3 separate regions of the Homo sapiens genome follow, and all the other regions are linked to region 2. A link is a contact called in ENCODE Hi-C or POLR2A ChIA-PET data. All regions are on one chromosome and are shown on one strand. The core of a region is the stretch at or near the end of the contact, and the rest is flanking DNA. Distances in the headings are between cores, read along the strand shown.

Region 1 (2,700 bases), core at 136-2,635, 110 kb after region 2:
CCACCATTGAAAAGATAGCTTTTATACTCAGAGTTCCTTAGAAACAGGAGCCTCGGCCCAGCATTCAGGATCCTATCGGGTAACACCAGGTGGGTCAGGAGGCAGAAAGGGCCAGGGGAAAGCGAGGGTGAGAAACTTTACTGTGGTTTTCACAGGAGGGGTTGGGCACGGCAGGGTCAACAGAGTAGGCAGGTTTAGGATTGGCCAGTTGGAATAATTTCTGCAGGCTCTGGGGCTTAGAGGGTGTCTCGAGTCATCTAGTATCTGGCCGTGGGATGATTGGGGCAAAAGAATTTTGCCTCCTGGAGTGTAAGAGCCAGGTAAAGAAGGTGGCTTGGAGTATGGGATCTGGATCCGTTAGTTTGCATACGAAAGGCCCACTACCAGGGGACGAGTTTGCTCTCTCTAAAAATTGGCTAACCCTGGGAAGGGCAGTCTCTTCCAAGTCAGCGAGCCCCCAGATACCAGAGCATCAAGAATATAGAAAATAGAGAGGCCGGGTGCGGTGGCTCACGCCTGTAATCCCAGCATTTTGGGAGGCCGAGGTGGGCGGATCACAAGGTCAGGAGATCGAGACCATCCTGGCTAACACGGTGAAACCCCGTCTCTACTAAAAATACGAAAAAATTAGCCAGGCATGGTGGCAGGTGCCTGTAGTCCCAGCTACTCGGGAGGCTGAGGCAGGAGAATGGCGTGAACCCAGGAGGCAGAGCTTGCAGTGAGCTGAGATTGGGCCGCTGCACTCCAGCCTGGGTGACAAAGCAAGACTCTGTCAAAAAAAAAAAAAAAAAAAAAGAAAGAGAGAGAGAAAGAGAGAAAGAGAAAATAGAGAGAGAGAAAAAAAAGAAAATAATAAAATTGGCCAGGTATGCCTGTGATCCCAGCACTTTGGGAGGCCGAGGCGGGTGGAACACCTGAGGTTGGGAGTTCGAGACCAGCCTGACCAACATGGAGAAATCCCGTCTCTATGTGGGGTTTAGCTGGGCGTGGTGGCGCACGCCTGTAATCCCAGCTACTCAAGAGGCAGAGGCAGGAGAATTGCTTGAACCCAGGGGGCGGAGGTTGCAGTGAGCCGAGACTGTGCCATTGCACTCCAGCCCAGGCAACAAGAGCGAAACTCAGTTTAAAAACAAATCATAACCACAATCATAATCATTATAAAATATAATCAATGCAGTTAGTGAGTGGGGGAAACACACCTGCTCTCCTATGATTCCTATGCTCCAGAGTTCCTTGGCCTAAAGCAGCCTGTATAAGGAGCTACTTAATCTCCAGCCTCAGAATAATAGTCGTTAGGAAAATGGCCTCTCTTTCCCCCAGTTCCACAAGGACTCTGACTTTCCTAGGCCCCGTCAGCAATCTCCTCTCTGCTGTCTTCACATAGAAAGGTTTTAAACTCATAACGATAAGTATCTCAGAGAGGTTACAAAATGACCTTGATGGGAAGAGAGTAAAATCCTCCCTGGAAAATTTCAACGCAGATGGCTGTCTTTCAAAGAGGAGACCTTAAAAAAGAAAGATAAACGAGAAAAACTAATAAACAGCATAATAAAACATATTTCCAAATGAGGGTTGCTGCACAGCTGTAAAACCTCATTGAAGTCTAATCGTGATAAAAGACTTTGAAATAATAAACCTAGCTGCAAATTAGGAATGTCTGCTAATGTAGTAATTTCTACCTAAGAGGCTTTGTGTCCAAACATGTCATTTGAGACTCCAGGCAGACAAAGGAGGATGCCCTTGGAAACAGGGCTGCCATTCAGCCCGGCAGCCCGAGGGCATTGGATTTCCTCACTGGGCTCAATAACATTTTCAGCCACATTAGGCACCAGCTTCAGACCTGGTGGGAAGCAAATTTAAGTGTCTCTTTTAGTGAAAAACAAAGAGAATGCTGTATTTCACAAAAGAAAGAAATTCGATCACTCTTTGGATTGGCAGACCTGGAGTCATAATGATTAAATTTGACAGTAGCTTGTGCTTCTAGAAGTTGATTTATTTTACTATTTTAAACTATGGGATGCTTCATGAATTTGCATGTCATCCTTACAAAGGGGCCATGTGAATCTTCTCCATATTGTTCCAATTTTGGTATATGTGCTGCCAAAGTAAGCACAGAAGTTGATTTTTAAAGACATTTTTGGGCTCAGAAAACTTAACCCAAAGGTATGAAATGCCCCAGATCTTATACTGAGCACAAATTCTTCAACAGTCTAGGAAAAATGTTTATCCTATTCACATTTATCTTTGTATTCCTAGGGATACATGAATGAACGATCCTATAAACAGAGAGGCAGTCCCATGGTGCTGATAGAGTAATAGATGACTCAACTCACCAATTCATTCATACATTCAATCATTTAGTCAATTTGAGGATAGAAACTGATGGCTGCCATGTGCCAGGCATTTGACATACAGAGTTAGCAAGAGAGACCTGTGGCAAGACACTGAAATAGGGGCATCTGGGGTGGGGAGTGGAGGTTCTCACACCTGTAGTTAGAGAAGAAGAAAGGCTTTTGGGAGCTGCAGAGAGAAGGAAGGAAGCTGTGGGTACAGGGGAGGGTATGCACTAATGGGTAAGGACACCAGATCCAAGAGCAGGGAGATCTCTGGTCCAACAAACAAAATATAATTTTTTTTTTTTGAGTCGGAGTTTCGCTGTTGTTGCCCAGGCTGGAGTGCAGTGGTGTGATCTCGTCTCAC
Region 2 (2,700 bases), core at 53-2,552:
GCCTACATTCAAATTCTTGCTCTTCCCATTATCATTATGCAAACCTTAGCTCTGCCTCCATCACCAATCTCTTACATCTTTAGAATTTCCAAGGCTCTGCACATTGTATCTCTTCCACCAAAGAAAAGAAAAAAAACCTTCTCTCTTCTCTTCCAACTGATCTTCTGCCGCTTTTATCCCACTTCAATCTCGACTGCATATCAGGGAAACCTATTTTCTCACTGCATTTCCATTCCAAACACCAAATCGGTTCAGCTACGCAGGTCGACCTCATGCTTCTTCACTCTTCCTAAACCAGCTGGGGACATGGGTCAGTTTGGGGGCCAAGTTTTTTTAAAAAATTTGATCAGCCGCGCCTCTGGAGCAGCTGCCATGGTTCACTGCCTCTCTCTAGGAAGTGCAGGCAGGGGTGGGAGAGACTGGGCCCCAAAAATGGCAGATTCTCAGATTTCAAAAAAATAGCATACACGCAGACACACACATGAAAAAATGTGGAAAAGAAAAATAAGCAGTTATGAAAAAAGCTATGGAATCTCTTAATTACTTGCCATCTGAAGGTCCCATGCCAGTGACAAATGCCACAGAAAAGTTTCATTTTACCTTTAGCCTTCACACTAATCAGACCCTGATTAAGTCGAGACAGCCAGCCCAGAGCACCTTGCAGGTCTAAAGGTTCCTCCCCGGCCACAGGGAAGAAAGCTGACACAATGGGACACCAACAAGTCGCCTGGACCCTCTGACCTGTCAGCACTGCTGGGCACCCTGATCACACTCTGCCCCCTCTCAGCACAAGAGCTTCATTTTCTAAGCAGCCTACACCAGGGTAACACATAGCGTACAAATACAGTTTATACGCACAGTCAAAGAACAAATGTATGTTTTGTTAATTCTGTATGAGTTAACAAGAAATTAGCAAATATAGTTGCTACTATCCAAAATAGTTATTTACTGGTTTCCTTAAACCTGATGATACCAATCATGGATATACAAATACTTTGCTCAAGGTAGTATGTTTTCTTCTTCAGCTAACACTTGATATTCCTGATCTGAAATATAACAGATTTCCTGATCTGAAATTCAAACTGCTTCTGGAAATATCAACACAGGAGTCACATACTAATGCCACGAACCAGGTCACGACCTTGGGAAATAGAGGAGTGAAGCCAGCCCCAGCCCTTTGCTGCAGTTATTCCACACTCCTCCCTCAAGGTTATAAAAGTAGGCTCCCCGCCCCCATCCATTCCCCACCTCGCACATCAGGAGCAACTAAGGGAAAGTCCCTGTCCCTACAAACCTCAGCCTTCTCTGAAAGCTCAACCTCCCCCACTCGGCCTACTTCTCACATCACAGCTCTCTAAGAAAGCTCACTCCCCAACTCCAAACTCTTCTGGGTCAAAACGAAAGCTCAGCTACAGTGAGAGCTCCTTTGCTTTTTCCAGGAGAGAAGCTCCAGGGAAATTGAGGGCGTGCCTGTAGCCCTCCACAGCAGGTCCTCAGCGTCATTTAGCACTGCAATTTTGTTTTTCCTTATTAACTCCCATCCTGCCAAGAGACAAGGGCTGCTTCTTTTCTTTCCTTTGACACAGGACCTGGCTCTGCTGTCCAGGCTGGAGTGCAGTGCCATGATCATAGCTCACTGCAGCCTCGAACTTCTGGGCTCAAGTGATCCTTACAAGCACCGCCACACTCAGCTAATTCTTATTTGCTGTAGAAATGGGGTCTTGCTCTCACCCAGACTGGTCTCAAACTGGCCTCGAGTGATCCTCCAGCCTCCCCTCCCAAGTGCTGGGATTAAAGGCTTGAGCAACCCTGCCTGGCCTAAGGCTGTGGCCTGCAGATGTTACTAATCTCTCCCTCTTCTAAACTCCATCCCCCCTTTTCTTTCTGAGGTTAACTTAAAAAATCATAGTCACCAGTCAAGAGGTCTCCCACAGCTTCATTCCTTCAAATCTTGCCTGTACCTTCATGCTGGCTTTGCCAAGCCGATCCTCCACAGTGAGCTTGGTCTGTCCCTTCTATTTTGGGTAATTCCTATCCCATTTGCCTAGTGGCATAGAGAGATCTCCTCCAGCCTTACCCTGGAACCCTTGGTGCTCTGTCCTCTTGCCACGCAGCCTTCATGGCTCAAGTTCTCCAGTACTGGGACATATCCTGCTCCTCCCAGTATCTCCCCAGCACTCTGACAATCCACTCTCTCAAAACCACCATTGAAATCCAGGCAGGGCTGGGCGTGGTAGCTCATGACTGTGATTCCAACACTTTGGGAGGCCAAGGCAGGATGATTGGTTGAGCCCAGTAAGTCGAGGCTACAGTGAGCTACAATCACGCCACTGCAATCTAGCTTAGGCAACAGAGTAAGACCCTGTCTCTTAAAAAAAAAAAACAAACCAGGCTGAAGGAGAGAATTTTAGGGCTCATGGAATAGTTCTGTATCACAAATGTGGTAGTGGAGACATGTTTCTGTGCATCTGTCAAACCCTTGAGAATTTCAGGCCAGGTGCGGCGGCTCATGCTCGTAATCCCAGCACTTTGGGAGGCTGAGGCGGGTGGATCACTTGAGACCAGGAGTTTGAGACCAGCCTGGCCAACATGATGAAACCCCCTCTCTCTCTCTCTACTACAAATACAAAAATTAGCTGGGCTTGGTGGTGCATGCCTGTAATCCCAGCTACTCGGGAGGCTGAAGCGGCAAAATCGTTT
Region 3 (2,700 bases), core at 111-2,610, 80 kb before region 2:
AGGGCATTCGGGCTCCCATCACTTGGCAATGGGTTTGAGAAAACAAGGATCAGTTTTGACTGTCCAGAATAAGGATCAAAGGGGAAAATATAACTAATACCCACTGCTCTCAGGCCGCAAAAGGAAGAATGCCTCTTGCAATGAGAGGAAATGGCAGTTTCAGATTAGAAAGCAAGCAGAGAGTTCATGGAAAATCTTAGAACATTCTTCCAGGGGATGGCAGACACTTAGCACATAAGCATATCATGTCAGGCAGTGATAAGTGCCAGGGAGAAAAATAATGGGAAGCGGAGATGGAGAGTGGCAAAGCAGGTGTGTGCTCAGTGGGGTGGGCACATTTCAGTAAGGGAATTGGGGAAGGCTCTCCAGGCGGGGGACTTCTGCATGGACCGGATGTGAAACATGTGAAAAACCCTCATGAGAACTGGGGAAAGAGCATTCCACGAGAAGGAAGAGCATGTGCCAAGGTCCTGTAACAGGAATATGAATCGTGGATAGGAACGAAAAGGAGTGACATGGGAGTAGGGGGAAGTGATAGGAGGTGAGGTTAGATATGGTGACGGGAGCAGGGAGGTCTTCCGGGGCTGGTCTTATAGCAATTGAAAGGCACTCGCTTCCATTTATTTTGGTCTCTTCTGAAACAACAGAGACTGGCATGTTGTTTAGCTGGTGTCTTATTCAGAGGGAACCAAGAGTCTAAACTTTAGGTTCTCCCCATGATGTTGGCACTGCTTGTGTCCAAGACATTCAGTAGTTCCTTAAAGACAAACTGACTTCCCTCACCTTGACAAACAGTTCACAAGTCTACTCTCAATTCAGAGTCACCACGGCCATTGCCACTATGCTGCCATCACGCCACCAGACAAATGGTGTTGAACTGGCCCGCTCCTTTGTATCACCTACTGAAGAGTCGAGCAGGAGCATAGTTTTGGTCATCCCGTGCCTGAAGTTAGGCTGCTGGGAGTCAGGGTGAGTGACCTTCTGGATTCTGCAGTGGGAGGTAAGATCTATCTCTTGCCAAGATTCATACAATGGCAGGTACCCCCAACACTGGAAAGGGAAGTTCAGGTGCTGAACTGGCAAAGTAGAGACATTCATTACTCCTGCTTACAGATGCATCTGTTTCCACCTTGGAAAGGGTGGAAGATGTTGCTCTACTTCCCGTTAACTCTTGTCAACATCACACCATCCTCTCTGATCAGCGGACCTGTGCCTACCTTGTTCTTTTTTAAAAAACAAATAGCATTTGTTCTCCAAAAATAACCAATCCAATTAAGCATGACATGACCTGAAGGTCAGGAAATGACTCATGGACTCAGGGGCGAAACCCACACTTTCTGGAACTGAGTTGGACTTGGAGGTGTGCTATGGTGGACTCTAATTATAGAACTCCCCCGGGTGAAAACATGGTCTTGCCAAGGATTGTATTTGCAAATAGATCTGCCATGGTCATGTAATGTACAGTTCTAACTATAAGAAAAGCTCAAGGATAAAGCAGCTTGCAATAAAATAGCACAGCAAATTTAATAATCAGTTCCCTTAAATACTGGGAAACATTATAAATAGCGCTACGTGATGAGTCAGAACTAACCTCATAAATTGAATTTAGAAACTGGTAAGGAATATCTTCTGGGAAATGTGATTCTGTTTCCTTGCATAAAAATAACCACTAGGGAAAAGGTATAATTCCAGGAGAAACCTGGCAAGGTAATTAGAAAGGGTAAATGTAGAATCTGAAGTACCGTATTCCATTGGAGAGCCTGCCTGTAGGGGACAAAATGCATGTTGACAAAACAGGCATAGAACACGCACTCCTGAAAGTGCATGCCACGTGTCAGTGATCATTATAACCTCCCACTCGGAAACCCAGATCCTTCATCCACCCTTCTTTGTCCTGTTTTGTGCCCAACACACGGACATCTATAGACTATTACTGTGGCTGCCTTGTCATCTAGCTTGTATTTAGCTTTGGCAGGTGGGAGGTGCGGGCAGGAAATCTTTGAGTGTGATGAGAGGGCCTCCTGGTGATTCCGCTCCCCACACCTTCCTGGCTTCACTGTGGCTCTGGCAGTGGCTCTTCCTGAGTGCCCTTTTCCCACAGCTCCAGCTTCCACCCCTACTCAGGCTTCTCAGGCCTTGTTCCAGCACACAGCTCTGTGTATAGTCCCTTCCTTAATTTCTTGAAAGTTAAACCTTTTGCAGTGTGCTGCACTGCATTCTGCTGGGACCTTAATTGAAACAGGATCTAGGGTACCCCCAAATCTAGATTTCCAAAGAAGGCAGCAAATATAAATGAGCAAATGCCTAGAAAAATGTAGGCTAAGATCATTAAAGTTTTATCCAATGTATTGAATCGTTACTAAAACATTCAAAATCCATTGGGACTGTGAAGAAAAAATGGATGTGAAAAGAAAATACTCTGAAAAGACTGAGAGTAGCCTAGTCTCAAATTCAGCCTTATACTCAAACCATGTGAACTGAGGCTGGGCTGTTCAGAATGGGTTGATTGGGGGTAACAGTGACTATAGAATGACAACTGGCTACTCCAGAAACTTCTAGTAGCATGAAGAGAGACTTTTCACAGAAATATGGGCATTTCTTGCTATAAATTTCCCTCTTGGAATGGCTTCTGCTGCATCCCATAGGTGTTTGGTACATAGTTGCTATTTGTCTCAAGATTTTTTTGATTTTCTTTTTTAT

The links. A loop is a pair of places that touch in the nucleus more often than their neighbours do. ChIA-PET counts read pairs that join two places held with the same protein, here RNA polymerase II (POLR2A). Pooled maps may share reads with other maps.
Region 1: a map of colonic mucosa shows a loop between it and region 2 (2.6-fold over the local background). The contact joins two enhancer-like sites. A Hi-C loop is called at or near these places in 2 of 168 maps with a recorded cell type or tissue (colonic mucosa and heart left ventricle) and 2 of 50 pooled maps. POLR2A ChIA-PET finds 5 or more read pairs at or near these places in 2 of 52 experiments (both activated T-cell).
Region 3: a map of ascending aorta shows a loop between it and region 2 (3-fold over the local background). The contact joins two enhancer-like sites. A Hi-C loop is called at or near these places in 10 of 168 maps with a recorded cell type or tissue (CD8-positive, alpha-beta T cell, Right ventricle myocardium inferior, aorta and 6 more) and 6 of 50 pooled maps. POLR2A ChIA-PET finds 5 or more read pairs at or near these places in 2 of 52 experiments (H1 and naive thymus-derived CD4-positive, alpha-beta T cell).

The regions. Positions count from the first base shown.
Region 1 is chr18:58,804,681-58,807,380 of GRCh38, reverse strand. It overlaps the pseudogene RNU6-219P. Among named protein-coding and RNA genes, the nearest start is that of LINC01926, 7.8 kb to the left of the region's middle. RefSeq lists enhancers at 15-134, 145-214, 1-2,700. Within about 2 kb of position 1,385, at least 2 of the 41 ENCODE cell types and tissues checked have a DNase peak (open chromatin) inside an H3K27ac peak, as active enhancers do.
Region 2 is chr18:58,910,566-58,913,265 of GRCh38, reverse strand. All of the region lies in intron 2 of ZNF532 (zinc finger protein 532), which reads right to left. Among named protein-coding and RNA genes, the nearest start is that of ZNF532, 47 kb to the right of the region's middle. Within about 2 kb of position 1,302, at least 9 of the 41 ENCODE cell types and tissues checked have a DNase peak (open chromatin) inside an H3K27ac peak, as active enhancers do; they include ascending aorta, where a contact is called at or near this core.
Region 3 is chr18:58,990,216-58,992,915 of GRCh38, reverse strand. No RefSeq gene overlaps it. Among named protein-coding and RNA genes, the nearest start is that of ZNF532, 130 kb to the right of the region's middle. Within about 2 kb of position 1,360, at least 9 of the 41 ENCODE cell types and tissues checked have a DNase peak (open chromatin) inside an H3K27ac peak, as active enhancers do; they include ascending aorta, where a contact is called at or near this core.